2 separate regions of the Homo sapiens genome follow, and region 2 is linked to region 1. A link is a contact called in ENCODE Hi-C or POLR2A ChIA-PET data. All regions are on one chromosome and are shown on one strand. Each heading gives the region's core, a stretch centred on a gene start or an enhancer-like site at or near the end of the contact. The rest is flanking DNA. Distances are from core to core; before and after follow the strand shown. Region 1 overlaps GNA12 (G protein subunit alpha 12). Region 2 has its middle 50 kb from the start of CARD11-AS1.

Region 1 (7,530 bases), core at 4,313-6,812:
TTGACCAGGCTGGTCTCAAACTCCTGACCTCAGGTGATCCACCTGTCTTGGCCTCCCAAAGTGCTGGGATTACAGGCGTGAGCCACTGCTCCCAGCCTAGCAAATCCATTTTTTAAATGATATATTCAAAATAATGCCATTTCCATAAATTCTTAAAAACAAGTAATATACATATTGATTATGGACTCAAAACATGTACAGAACACAAATTGAATAATTATCCAGCTCATGCCAGGGTTTCCTCGGTGGGAAGGGCAGTAGCAGCAGTGACAGTGAGAATGATATTGAAGCTAACATTCACTGAACACCTACTCTGTCCAGGCACAGGTCTAGCACACATTAACTCATTCAATTCTTAAGAGCGGCCAGGAGACATCCATGATTACTGTCCCCATTTCACAGATGAGAAAACTCAGGCTAGAGAAATGATCAGGAATGTGCAATGCACTCCGGTGACTTCTTACCGCCTCCTCTGCTCCCATCAAGTCAGTCTGGGTCTCTGCTGCTCTTCACTGATGCCCCTGCTCTCATTCTTGCCCACTTCCACCTCCTACCCCTGGAGGAGGTCTACACTCCCCACTTAACAAACAATGACCCTTTTAAAAACACAGTTGGGTCAGTTCAACTCTCTACTTAAACTTTCCAATGGCTTCCCATCATACTCCACTTTATTTTTATTTATTTATTTTTGAGACAGAGTCTCGCTCTATTGCCCAGGCTGTAGCGCAATGGCGCGACCTCGGCTCACCGCAACCTCCACCTCCAGGGTTCAAGCGATTCTCCTGTCTCAGCCTCCTGATAGCTGAAATTACAGGCACGCGCCACCATGCCCAGCTCATTTTTTGTATTTTTAGTAGAAACGGGGTTTCACCACATTGGCCAGGCTGGTCTCGAACTCCTGACTTCAGGTGATTCCTCCCACCCCTGCCTCGGCCTCCCAAAGTGCTGGGATTACAGGCATGAGCCACCACACCCGGCCCATACTCCACTTTAAATGAGAATCCTTACACAGCCTGCAAGACTGTATATCCTCCCTTACCCCAGCCACCCCATGTCCACCTGCTCTCTCGCCCTCACTCACTCTGCTCTGCCCACACCAGCCCCTCAGCTCTCTCTGTGGAGACATTATATATTTCTTCACTTACTCATTATTTGTCCCTAACCTGCCCATTACGCAGACAACATGGACTCTGACTTTTGGCCACTGCTGTTATTCCCAATGCTGAAAACAGCCCCTGGCACTCAGATGTTTGTGGAACAAATGAATGAATGCAGCTGATCCAAGGTCACTCAGGATTCTGGTCTAAGCAGTTTGGTTCCAGTATTAGGACTGGGGAGGAGAACGGAACATAGAAGAAACATCTAAAGTTATGACAAATGTTGTCATCTATTAATTGTGAATAAGGAATTCTTTGTTAATTATCATCTCCTCCTTCCATTCCTCCTTCCCTCCCTTTAGTTTTATTTTTAAGTCTCCATAAGTACACTACACATGAATTATTAGTTCCAAATGTATTAGAACACCTGCTTTCATAGTTAGGAAACTAAACAAAAAAAGAAGAAAAAGTACTAGCACACTGTAAGATTGCTCTTAATGTTTCAAGTGGGACTGTAGTTCACTATAACGTATTAAAATTAATTCAATGAACACGGAATGACTCCCTACACAGCTAACAGGCATGTCAGGGTTTTGTAGGTTCTGGGGGGAGTCATCATTAAGAACATCAATTATTTACATAATAGTGTAATTCTGCCATTAAAAAACTGGCCATCTGACATAGAACAAAGTTTGTTTACCACATCAGTACTGACATCTGGGGGCTGGGGAATTCTGTTTTGGAGCGCCTCACACACTGCAGGACAGTCAGCAGCATCTCCAACCATCAGATGCCGGCGGCACCCATCAGTGTCACAACCAAACACGCCTGCAGACGCTGCCAAATGTCCCCCTGGGGAGCATAGTCTCTCCAACGGAGAACCACTGATTAGAGGCTAGACAAACTACAGCTTGTAATAAAGAAAATACAACTTATAATAAAGAACAGGAAGCCTGGTGCGGTGGCTCATGCCTGTAATCCCAGCACTTTGGGAGGCCAAGGCACACAGATTGCCTGAGGTCAGGAGTTCGAGACCAGCCTGGGCAACATGGTGAAACCCCGACTCTAATAAAAATACAAACAATATTTGGGCATGGTGGCGTAGCCCTGTAGTCCCAGCTCCTCAAGTGGCTGAGGCATGAGAATTGCCTGAGCCCAGGAGGTGGAGGTTGCAGTGAGCCGAGATCGCGCCACTACACTCCAGCGTGGGTGACAGAGACCCTAACTTGAAAAAAAAAAAAAAAAGCAAAGGACAAACGAACAAGGGAGGGAGGCGACTCAAAGTGGCCTCTCCCACAGGTTTCGCTTGCCGTTTTCACTTACTCTCTCTGACCAGCCTCACAACCCTTTCATGGTCCCCTGTAACTAGAAGGCTGTAAGGCAGGCCACAAGCCCGTGGCACGGGCAGAATTCTAAAGATGGCCGGGGGTATTCATCAATTGGGAACCTAGGTGAAAGGTCTTTGCAGAGGTAATTAAGGCTACCAATCAGCTGAGCTTAAAATAGGGCGATTATTCTGGATTACCCTGCGAGCCTGATGGAGTCACCAGTCCTTACAAGCAGATGTGGAAGGTGGAAAAGTCTGGCAGGTTCCTTGTGAGCCGCTCGCTGCTGGTTCTGAGTTGCAGGGGCTGCAAGCAAGACTGGAGGGAGGCCTCCAGGAGCCGAGGGAGGTCAGAAAAGAAACCGGACCTCAGTCCTACAGCTGCAAGGACCTGAACCCTTGCCACAACCTGAATGAACTTGGATGCCGATGCATTCCCAGAGCCTCCAAAAAGGAACACAGTCCGGCTGGAACCTTCCTGTTAGTCTCATGACACTCAGGGCAACCAACTGAGCCACACTGTGCCCAGACCTCTGACCCAAGCAACTAGGAGCTAACAAATAAATGTTTTAAGTCCCGAAGCCTGTGGTAATTTGTTACAGTGGCAACAGAAAACCAAAACAGCTGTGGAGGTGTATGTGACTCATTACTGAAAGGTGAGTTTATAAGTGAGAAACACAATAACCAAAAGCAGTCCCCTTAAGAAATTCCCTAGTCTGCATAAAAGACAAATAATCCAAATTAAAAAAATGGGCAAAGGATCTGTATAGCCATATCTCCAAAGAAGATACGCAAATGGCCCATAAGCACATGAAAAGATGCTATACCTCATTCACCATCGAGGAAAGGCAAACCGAAAACGGGATGGCTGGAATTCAAAGGACAGATAAACACAAGCACGGTTAGACCCCAAAGACGTTATATTGGTGGGAACAGAAATGTTGCGGCCAATTCAGAAACACTCGGGTAGCTCGTCAAAATGTTAAACATAAAGCAACCATTTGACTCAGCAATTCCACTCCTAGGAATACACCCAAGAGAAAACATGTTCACACCAAAACCCGCACATGGATGTTTATAGCAACATCATTCATAACACACAAAAGATGGAAAGAACCTAGATGCCACTGACTGAGGCACGGATAAACAAAACGGGGCGTAGCAAAAGGGAATGCTATTCGGCCGCTTAGAGGGATGACGATGCCACGCTACAGCATGGATGAACTTTGAAGAAACGATGCTAAGAAGTCCGTCGCAGAAGACAACATACTGTATGATTCCATTTACATAAAATGTTCAGAAAAGGCAAATCAACAGCGTCGAGAGAAATCCACGGTGTCGAAAGTGGGCTGGTGGCCGCCCGGGGCTGGGGCTGGGGCAGGAGGAAAATGTGCAGTGGCTGCAGGGTTTCTTTCTGGGGTGATGAAAATGTTTTAAAAATTGACTGTGGTGATGGCTGCACAGCTCTGTAAATAGACTGAAGTCCACTGAATTGTAGGCTTTAAATGAGGGCATGGTATGATATGTGAGTTATAGCTCAATAAAGCTTTTTTTTTTTTTTTTTTAAGCTGAGGCCAGGCATGGTGGCTCATGCCTGTAATCCCAGCACTTTGGGAGGCTGAGGTGAGAGGATCGCTTGAAACTAGCCCAGGAGACATGCAAAACCTATCGCTACAAAAAAATAAAAAATAAAATTAAAAAAGCTAAAAAATTGAAAAAGAAAGTCCCAAGCGCTGTAAAGCACAGAGCACGGAAGTGACACACAGTGTGGCAGCTGCTTGTTGTCCAGACCTGCCCCACCGGCCAGTCACCAGCTCCTGACTCACTGACCACCCTGGCCTCTGCCCTGTAATCTTCCAAAGAGGAAACTCCAACTGTGTCTTTTAAAACTTTTTACTTTAGAGACAGGATCTCACTCTGTCACCCAGGCTGGAATGCAGTGGTGCAATCACAGCTCTCTGCAGCTTTCAAGCTCCTGGACTCAAGCCATCCTCTTGCCTCAGACTCCCATGTAGCTGGGATTACAGGCATGCACCACCATGGCCAGCTAATTTCTAAAAATTTCTGATAGAGATGGGATCTCACTATGTTGCTCAGGCTGGTCTTGAACTGCTGACTTCAAGAAACCTCCTGCCTTGGACTCCCAAAGTGCCAGGATTACAGGCGTGAGCCACCGCGCCCGGCCTACATCCATGTTTTCATCAACATGGACAAAACTCCACAGGAATCACTCCCATTTCACAAAAATGTTGTCTAGGTGAAAGATGCCAATCAATTATTCTCTGGTTAATGTTCTGCTTATTCTTGGCTTAAGAATTTTTGTGATGACGCTTAGATTACAGATGTTCTGCAAGACAGGCTGAGAAACAGAATCATTCCAATCACTCCTGCTGTATCCTGAGGGGAGACTCTCCGCCTGTTCAACACAGGGACACGCTGCCTCCCGTGGCAAGGTGACTGTCTTGCTGCTGACTCGGGCAAAAAGACCATGAGAATGAATTCACCAACCAGGGTTCCCTTCCCTCGTAAATACTGTGAGAAAATGGATGTCAGTCTCCAGCTGACCGCAGAGAAATCACGGCCAGGTGTTGGCACTTACAGAGAAGAATGAATACAGAACTGCTTTAATCATCCACTCAGGAAACTCCCCAATTGTATCAATGACTCTATATAAGGAAGCGAGGCTTGCAACTCCAAACGAACTCACTGGGTGGCCCCAAGCAAAACAATTCACCCCAAACGGTGTGCCCTATGGACAAGAGAAACTCCTGCAGTTATTCTATTTTCTCAGCTCCCTGCTCCTCGTTTTCCTCCACCTTAGCAAGACAGTGATGAACAATGCTAGGTAAGCTCTTTCCCTTCCTGTGGCAAGTCTAGTAGCAAAGGGCTAGTTGCCAGGAAACATGAGGTTACACCATATTCCTGCTTAGTGGAATCCTGACCTTCATGTTACTAAAACATGAAAAATACTTTGTTTACAAGATCATCAATATTAAAATTTGGCTTTCAAGTTCCCTAAGACCTTTTTCCTGTATTTATTACAAGAATTTATTTATGCATCCAACAAATACTCAAATGCCTACTATGTGCTGCCATGGTGCCAGGCCCTAGGGACACAGGGGAATCAGACCAGGCCCTCGCATGCCCGCCCAGGCTGACATTCCAGGATGTGATGACTAGAACTATGTAAAATGTGATATACACATCAACAAGGGTGATTCAGATTACCACCAACATTTCTTAACAAACCTAGCTAAAAAACGTTAGAATGTGCTTAGCCTTCCCATTCTCTTTTAACTTTTTATCTAAACCTACAAATTCTGAAGCTTCTGTGGGAAGCTATGCCTCCTCCGAGATGTTGTTCTTCGTACGTTTTCAACCATACAGCGGCAGCGACTGGAGTGGTTGTTTTGCATGTCAGGCTTCACTGGGCAATTTCTTCAGAATTCAGAGATCTACCTACTGGAACTAGCATCTGTAGACAGTCCAGTAACTAAGAGTGGTAGTTCTGAGTTAGGTGGGCCTGAGACCTGGCACACTCTTAACCTCCCCAATCTAAGACATATCTTATGGAAGTCCCCTTCTCAAACCCTGATAAAGATTGAAGGGCCAAGCGTGGTGGCTCTCGCCTGTAATCCCAGCACTTTGGGAGGCCAAGGTGGGAGGGCTGCTTGAGCCCAAGAGCGTGAGATCAGCCTCAATCAACAAAAAGAAAAAGGACTGCAAGCCCAGGGCAGGAGGACTGCTTGAGCCCAGGAGTTTGAGACCAGGCTGGGCAACATAGTGAGTCCTTGTTTCTACAGAAAAATTAGCCAGGCGTGGTGGTGCGTGCCTGTGGTCCCAGCTACACAGGAGGCTGAACTGAGAGGATCACTTGAGTCCAGAAAGTAAAGGCTGCAGCGAGCTATGATCGCCCCACTGCACTCCAGCCTGGGCGACAGAGTAAGACTCCGTTTCCAAAAGAAAAGAAAGATTTAAAGACAATGACTTGGAAAGGAGTTGAAGGAGATAAACACTCAACCCCCTCAGTCCCTAAGAGAGTCTGCTCAGCCCCCTCCTAGATGTGATAAAAAGGTGCTCCCTAGATTCACTATCAGTCCTCTGCCCATTCCCTGGCCTCCCATTACTGGAATTCAACATGGTTTAGGAGATTAAAGACACTGAGTCTTTCAGGGACATTACAGTTACCAACCACTCTGATGGCCTTGAAGAAAGTAACTTTAATTCTCAGTAACTATTTGTATATTATTTGTAACTAAAAACGTGGGGTCCGAGGCATCATCTATGGCAGGCTTTGTTGGAGGGCCTTTTCCAGGCTTCCTGGTGTAGTCCAGAGACGGCCCCATACCCTGAAGAACCCTTCTGTCTGCTTCATCCAGCATACACACAAACCCAAGGGACCCCGCCTTCCCCAGCTCTACAGAGACAAGAGGGAACTATTTATATAAAAAGGCTACTTATCTGACTGAAGGCTGATAGCAGTAAGGGCAAAAGCGTGTTCTGACACTCCAACTTCAACCGCAGCCCCAATTCAGGACTTTGACGGCATATGCAGGAGGAGTGCTTGGGGAAGGTAACAGGAACAGAGGGCATAAGGAAGAACAAATGAGAACCTTCAAGAATTAGACAATCATTCTTTGGTCTTTCAAGCATGCTAATAATAACCCTCTGCAGATTTAGAAAAATAAAACTGTTCGGGAAGAGGCCAGTCGTTGCTTAAAAGAATTAGAACAATTCGTTCAATAAGCACTTAGGAAGTGTCTGTTACAAGCTGGAATACAGGAAAAATAAAAATGCAATACTCAATGTCAAAGGATCTTTCATTCTAGTTGGCTAGGCAAGCTAAAAAAAAAATTAAAAATTAAAAAAGCATGTTGCAGACATAATAAAGCACAAACTACCTACTAATATCTATAAAACCCAATGCAAATGAGTAAACTTCATAGAATAAAGATCATGCAGTAAAATTACTTAGAGAAAGAAGCAATGTCTTTTCTAAGACTCTTTTTCCCATGAAAATAATGCGCATTCTAGAAAACAGAGATAAGGGCAATAAAAATAAATCCCCTTTAATTAGAGAGAAACGCTCATTACATGTTAGTGTCATTA
Region 2 (7,530 bases), core at 2,724-5,223, 73 kb after region 1:
TGAGGTGGACGGAGCGGCCGGCGGTGGTCAGCACTGAGACCCAGGAGGAGAAGAACAACGCTTCACGCCTGGACATAGGTTTGCAGTTTTGAGAACACATCCATTCTTTCAACAACACTTATTAGGCACCAACTGGGTACCAGGCATGTGCATAGCAGTGCCTAGGAAGACAGGGTCCCTGCTCTTTGACATTTAAATTCTGGTAGGAGTTCCCTGTGGCTGCTATAAGGAATCACTGAAAACCAGGTGGCTTAAAACAACAGAAGTGTACTCCCTCACAGTTTCGGAGCCAGGAGTCCGAGGTCAAGGTGTCTGCAGGACCTCCTTCCCTAAAAAGGCTCTGTGGAGGGTCCTTCCTGCCTCTTCCAGTCTCTGGCGGCTCCTGGAGTTGCTTGGCCCATGGCTGCGTCATTCTAGCCTCTACCTCCCTCTTCAGCCTTCTGGCCTTCTCTGTGTCTCTGTATCCAAATCTCCCTCCTCTTTTTTTTTTTTCTTTTTGAGACAGGGTCTTGCTCTATTGCCCAGGTTGGAGTGCAGTGGTGTGATAACAGCTCACTGAAGCCTCCAGCTCCTGGGCTTAAGTGATCCTCCTCCCTCAGCCTCCCGAGTAGCTGGGACCACAGGTGTGCACCACCATGCCCAGCTAATTTTTGTATTTTTTTGTAGAGATGGGGTCCTGCTATGTTGCCCAGGCTGGTCTTGAACTCCTGGCCTCAAGTTATCCTCCTGCTTCGGCCTCCCAAAGTGTTGGGATTACAGGGGTGAGCCACCGTGCCCCGCCTCCCTCCTCTTTACGTGGACACCATCACTGGATTTGGGGACACACCCTAATCCCGTATGACATCTTAACCTGATTACATTGGTAAAGACCCTATTTCCGGATAAGGCTACAGTCACGGCCACTGCAGACTTGGGCACATCTTTCACGGGGAGGTAGTCCGGTCAGTCCAAGAAAACCATGCAGCAGCTGAGAAGGGAGAAAATGCGGAGGCCGAGGCGGGCCTGAGCCCCATACCAGGGGAGGGGGGGAGGGAAGCGGGAGGGGGCAGCAGAGGGAACACCGCCACTAAGGCCTTGCACAGAAAGAGTTTTGGGGACCAACAGGGGGCCAGTGTGGCTGAATATAGCCAGTAGGAGGAAGAAGGTTCTGGAAGGGGCCAGGCCATGTAAGCACGGCAGATTGTTCTCATTTAATTCCAGCAGCAGGGGATCAGGTGCTATGGCTCTCACCTGTTATCCCAGCACTTTGGGACGCTCAGGTGGGAGGGTTGCCCTGGCTTAGGAGTTCAAGACCAGCCTGGGCAACATAGCGAGACCTCCTCTCTACTAAAAAATAAAATATAAAAAAATAAATAATAGTAATTCCAGGCTGGGCGTGGTGGCTCACGCCTGTAATCCCAGCACTGTGGGAGGCTGAGGTGCATAGATCACTTGAGGTCAGGAGTTCGAGACCTGCCTGGCCAACATGGTGAATGAAACCCTGTCTCTACTAAAAAAAAAATATACAAAAATTAGCCGGGCGTGGTGGTGCAAGCCTGTAATCCCAGCTACTCGGGAGGCTGAGGCACGGGAATCGCTTGAACTTGGGAGGTGGAGGTGTAGTGAGCCGAGATGACGCCAATGCGCTCCAACCTGGGTGACAGAGCAAGACTCCATCTCAAAAAAAAAAATAAAAAAAAAAAATTAGCAATTCTGGTAGCTTCCAATGGGAAGGTCTCAATCATCACAGTGACACTCCAATTTGTGTTCCAGAAAGATCCCTCCATCAGGGCGCTCTTCATTCGAATCCATGGATAGAGAATTCAGGGAGTCTGTGAATGTTGAATGGAAAAAAAAAATGACATCTTTATTTTCCCTACCCCCTAATGGAAAGTGAGCATTTCCTTGCCTTATGAATGAATGGAAGAAAAAAAAAAACAAAACTGCAGAGGCATGATGCAGCGCCTGGGACACGTTCATCAGTAGAAACACGGGGGTCTTCCCATCCCACTGCAGCTGCCGCAGGTAGCGTGAAACACCAAGCATGCTTGTCACAACTCCAGAATAACGACAGCTGTTGGCCCCACTGCCAGAGCTTGTTATTCAATCCTGTGATTTAATACATTCACTCACCACACACACAAAAAAGCATGCAAATTACCGGATTACCCATTTGCTCTTTAAATATTTTGATAAGAAAGTTGGCTTCCTTTGCGATCCTGTGTGTTTTATTTCATGCATTTGAAAATGTTATTTTGAGAAGGGAGTCTCTGGGCTTTCAGAGGCTCAGGGGAGTTCATGGTTCAGATGGAGCAGAGGGTGGGGCTGGAGAGAAGCAGGGGATTTGAGGTGTCTGTTGGGGTTCAGCTGGGAACCGGGGATGAGGCTTGGGCTTTAAGCCTGAGTGACTGGTGGGTGGGGATGCCATTGGTGGAGGGGGAAGAGGAACAGGTTTCCTCTTTCCAGGGAGAAAGTGTTGGGTTTATTTTTAAAAATTATTTATTTTTTTGAAATGGAGTCTCCCTCTGTAGCCCGGGCTGGAGTGCAGTGGCACGATCTCGGCTCACTGCAATCTCTGCCTTCTGGGTTCAAGTGATTCTTCTGCCTCAGCCTCCCAGAGTAGCTGGGATTACAGGCGCCTGCCACCATGCCCGGCTGATTTTTTTTTTTTTTGTATTTTTAGTAGAGATGGGGTTTCACCACGTTGGCCAAGCTAGTCTCAAACTCCTGACCTCAGGTGGTCCGCCTGTCTTGGCCTCCCAAAGTGCTGGGATTACAGATGTGAGTCACCGTACCCGGCGGTTTGTTTGGATTTGGACACTGAATTTGGGGAAATCCAAGCAGAGATGCCAAGAGGACCTGGCTCTACTAGGCTGGCCATTTAACAGCTGGGCTGGAGGTGCCTATGTGGGGGTCCCCTTGCATGTGGGGGGGTCCCCTTGCACGGGCTCACTGGGTCCTCACAGTGACTTCCTGTGGCTCGTCACCCAGCCTTTCTAGTGTGACGTTACCTCCCTGGGCTTACAGAAAGCTGTCAGAGAGCTCAGATGTGGCCATTTCCAACCCTGGGGCTCCACGTCATCCCACAATATGGGCATCTCCCAGCCAACAGACACCCTAGGACTCCTCACTGTGAAATCACATGGGATGGCACATCTGGGGGCCCGGCTACTCCATCACCAAGACCCCAGGCCAGGCGTGGTGGCTCATACCTGTCATCTCAGCACTTTGGTAGGCTGAGGTGGAGGATTGCTTGAGCCCAGGAGTTTGAGACCAGCTTGGGCAACATAATGAGACCCTATTTCTTAAAAAAAAAAAAAAGAAAGAAAATTAGCTAGGTGTGGTGGTGCGTGTGTGTGGTCCCAGCTACTCTGGAGGCTGAGGCAGGAGATTGAGCTCAGGAGGTCGAGGCTGCAGTGAGCTGTGATCATACCACTGCACTCCAGCCTGCGTAACAGAGCAAGAACTTCTCTCAAAAAGAAAAAGAAAAAGGAAAAAGAAAAAAACAAGACACCTAATGTCCACCTGGGCCTTGGCTGGTAACAGCCAAGCAGCTAGTGGTCTAAAAGCCTGTGTGTGTGTGTTTCTTTCTGTTTCTCTTTTTCTCTCTGTTCTGTTTCCCCTCTTCCTGTTTCTGTCTCTCCCTCCCTCCTTCCCTGCCTCCTTCTCCTTCTCTCTCCCTTCCTTGGTCCTTCCTCTCTGTGTCTCCTTCTTCATCCCTTCCTCCGTCCCTCCTCCTCTTCCTCTTCTGTCTCTCTGTCTCCCTGTCTCGCACACACACAGAAGCAAATGCAATTTCACAGCCTCATACCTGCGTTCGTATCCCACCCATCATACAAGCTAGGAGGGGCACACAGCGTCGGTCAAAACAACATCAGAACTGAATGTGACATGTAATAAGGAAGAAAGACAATCCTGTATCAGAGACTCATTTCCAGTCACCCCAAGCCGCGTGGAAACTTTCAATACAATTTTTAGCCAAGCACCTGGGGTTTCAAAGCAGACTGTGCTGAGAGGAGAGGGTGTGAGCCTTTGGCCCCCTGTTCACAAACAGCTAATTTTAGTAGCCAAACAAACCAGAAAGCCCCCAATCCTTTCTCCTCTCTCTCCTCCACGCCCCCGCCTCACCCACCTGCTTCCCGGCGCAGCTGCAGCTCCTGCCCACAGCGTGAGCCCCAGCTTCCTGCCAAGGGCCCCGGCTGTCTTGCCTTGGGGCTGCCAGGGAAGGACGATACCGAGGAGTTCAGGGACCCAGGTTGGGGTGCTCCTGTGCAGAGGACCTTGTTGGCACCAGGGGCCTTGTTGACCCCAGGGGCAGTGCAGGAAGTGGGCCATGCTGGGGACCCTCAGTCAGGACCAACCTCTCCATATCTGGGTCTGCAGGGAGGAGGGGCCAGGGCTCTGAGCTGAGCCCCCACATATGTACCAGTATTGGTGGCCCACCCTTCTCATTCTTTTTTTTTTTTTAAATTTTAATTTTAGTTTTTTTTTTAATTAAAAACTTTTTTTTTTTTTTTTTTTTGAGAGAGAGTCTCACTTCATCACCCAGGCTGGAGTACAGTGGCGAGATCTGGACTCACCGCAACCTCTGCCTCCCGGGTTCAAGCAAGTCTCCTGCCTTAGCTTCCTGAGTAGCTGGGACTACAGGCACACACCACCACGCCCAGCTAATTTTTTGTATTTTTAGTAGAGATGGGGTTTCACTATGTTGGCCAGGCTGGTCTCAAACTCCCAACCTCAGGTATCTTCCCGCCTCCACCTCCCAGAGTGCTGGGATTACAGGCGTGAGCCACTGCGTCCGGCCCCCACCCCTCTCATTTTTCAGCACTGCCTCCTGAGCACCTGGGAACTCCAGTCTTCCTGAATTTTGTCTGACCTTGACCTCTGTCCTTGGACCTGATGCACACCTCAGTGAAGCTTGTACCAAGTAAGCCCTGAGGCGGCCGTGAGAAGCCCTCGAAAGTTCCCCTGTTCATTATTATAGTTACTTTTAGAGACAGGGTCTCACTCTGTGGCTCAGGCTGGATTGTACCATCACGGATTACTGTAGCCTTCAACTCCCGTGCTCAAGTGATCCTCCCACCTCAGCCTCCTGAGTAGCAAGGACTACAGTGTGTGTCACCACGCTGGCCAATTAAACTTTTTTTTGCAAAGACAAGGTCTCACTATGTTTCCCCGGCTGATCTTGAACACCTGGCTTCAAGTGATCCTCCCACCTCGGCCTCCCAAAGTGCTGGGATGAGAGGTGTGAGCCACTGTGCCCAGCTGGAGGTTTCTGTCTTCAGATCTCAGCTCTGTTCCCAGATGTGAGACCCCCCTGAGCCTCAGTTTCCCCATCTGTAAAGTAGGAATGATGGTCACCAGGGGAGCAGGTCTGTGCTGGGTTTGTAAACACCAGGTGTAAATGGGCAGGTGCATGGTAGGTACCCTTGTCTGCTGGAGGGGACCGTTCTCTTTGCCTAGTTTGGAGGTCACCTTCAAGGTTAGAAGACCCAGAGGCCTCAAGCAAAAGGAGCTGCAAGCCCCACTCCGCTCGCCCAAAGCGGGCACTCAGAGGCATGTGTGCGGCAGTGACGGTAATGGGATGTGATGGGAGATCAATGGGAACACAGGCAGCTGCCTGGGTAGGGCTGTGGCTATCCCAGCCCTGGGGTTGCTGCTCTAGTTCATCAACAGAGATCTGATAACAAGAGGCCAGGCCAGGTGCCGGGGCAGGAGGGGAGCTGCCGATGGCAAAGGGACTCAGGCCCGTGGGGAGGGGGAGCCCTTTGACCTCTTAGGTGAAGCACTGCTAGACCCAGCTCCCCAGAGGCCCCCCACCGTGAGCTGGCCATGGGCAAAAGAGACGTCTGCTTTCAGTTTCTGATTATTACTATTATTTTTTGTTTTTGAGAGGGAGTTTCGCTCTTGTTACCCAGGCTGGAGTGCAATGGCGCGATCTCGGCTCCCTGCAACCTCTGCCTCCCGGGTTCAAGTGATTCTCCTGCCTCAGCCTCCCTAGTAGCTGGGATTACAGGCGCTCGCCACCACGCCCGGCTAATGTTTGTATTTTTAGTAGAGACGGGGTTTCAGGTTTCACCATGTTGGCCAGGTTGGTCTCAAACTCCTGACCTCAGGTGATCCACCTGCCTCGGCCTCCCAAAGTGCTGGATTACAGGCGTGAGCCACTGCACCCTGCCAGTTATTTTTAACACACAAAAATTCAATGAAATCCGTGGATCGGGAGAAAAGGTAGGTATGACCTGAGGAAGGGTTGCCCAGGGAGCCGTCCACTTGCCCTCTCGGCCCCTCCTCTCTCTCTGAATTGCGTCTCCAACCTGCCAGAATGTCCCTATGAGCCCTCTGGTGTTTTTCTTGAAGTTTATTGTGTTTTCCTCCTCAGCGTACTGGTCGGTGAAGGCCTGGGGGAATGAAATGTGTCTTGAGAAAAGCCTGGGTCACAGAGTAGGGTGGGCCACGTGGGATCTCGGGAGTGGGTGTCCCTGGTGTGCCCCCTACTGGTGACCTCTTCCCTGAGGATGGCCAGTCCCCACAACCCCGCTGAACGCACAGGCCTGGGCAGCCACCTTCCCGCCATGTGACCCTGCCTGGTCCCGCAGTGAGTCGAGCCGGAAGCCTGCTGGTCCAGTCAGATTCCTCCTGCAGCACTGGGCTGGAAGCCATATGGATATGCGGGCTGAGTATAAAAATGGTCACTGGAAGCAGACTCAGAGAGGAGAGAGAGGATCCCGTTGTGCGAAAGGCAGAGATGAGAAGAACCAGGTGTCCCCTGTCTGGGAGAAAGTTGTAGACAGACGTGCTAGGAAAGGTTCCCTGCTGGCCCGGCGCAGTGGCTCATGCCTGTAACCCTAGCACTTTGGGAGGCCGAGGCAGGCGGATTGCCTGAGCTCAGGAGTTCAAGGCCAGCATGGGCAACATGGTGAAACCCCGTCTCTACTAAAATACAAAAAAATTAGCTGGGCGTGGCGGCGTGCACCTGTAGTCTCAGCTACTCAGGAGGCTGAGGTAGGAGAATGGTGTGAACCCGGGAGGTGGAGGTTGCAGTGAGCCGAGATCGCACCATTGTACTCCAGCCTGGGTGACAGAGTGAGACTCTGTCTCCATAAAAAAAAAAAAAAAAAAAAAAGTTCCCTGCTCTCTGGGGAAAAATCCTGATTCATGGCTTTTGCCACCTCCCTGGTATAAACACCTCCATCATGCCAATATCAAGCTGCCCCTGTAAAGTCACTGAATAGGGACTTGGGAAGAGGTATCCACAATCGGCTCTTGCTGGTCTGGGCTGGGTGTGGCCTCGGTTTCTGATAGTTTCACTGTCTTCATGGGGCCTGGAGGCTGTCCACTTTCTGGCCATGAATCTTGTCCGCCCCTCCAAAGGTGTGACCCAAGGGCAGTCTCTCAGAAGTGTCTGAAGCCAAGAAACACAGCCCAGCAACCAAGTAAAGGAACTCGAAGACTTTTGCTTCTTGGCCAGGCATGGTGGCTCATACTGGTAATCCCAGCACTTTGGGAGGCCGAGGCAGGAGGATCATTTGAGGCCAGGAGTTTGAGACC

What was found. Hi-C counts contacts between places; a loop is a spot of excess contacts on that map. ChIA-PET counts read pairs that join two places held with the same protein, here RNA polymerase II (POLR2A). Pooled maps may share reads with other maps.
Region 2: a loop to region 1 is called in a map with no recorded cell type, with 9 times the contacts of the local background. The contact joins two enhancer-like sites. A Hi-C loop is called at or near these places in 4 of 37 single-sample maps with no recorded cell type and 2 of 50 pooled maps. POLR2A ChIA-PET finds 5 or more read pairs at or near these places in 4 of 52 experiments (A549, GM12878, WTC11 and 1 more).

Annotation. Positions count from the first base shown.
Region 1 is chr7:2,816,434-2,823,963 of GRCh38, forward strand. The region is part of intron 1 of GNA12 (G protein subunit alpha 12); the gene reads right to left. Among named protein-coding and RNA genes, the nearest start is that of GNA12, 24 kb to the right of the region's middle. RefSeq lists enhancers at 4,574-5,263, 5,264-5,953. Within about 2 kb of position 5,563, at least 23 of the 41 ENCODE cell types and tissues checked have a DNase peak (open chromatin) inside an H3K27ac peak, as active enhancers do; they include GM12878, where a contact is called at or near this core.
Region 2 is chr7:2,890,703-2,898,232 of GRCh38, forward strand. No RefSeq gene overlaps it. Among named protein-coding and RNA genes, the nearest start is that of CARD11-AS1, 50 kb to the right of the region's middle. RefSeq lists an enhancer at 6,171-6,672. Within about 2 kb of position 3,974, at least 5 of the 41 ENCODE cell types and tissues checked have a DNase peak (open chromatin) inside an H3K27ac peak, as active enhancers do; they include GM12878, where a contact is called at or near this core.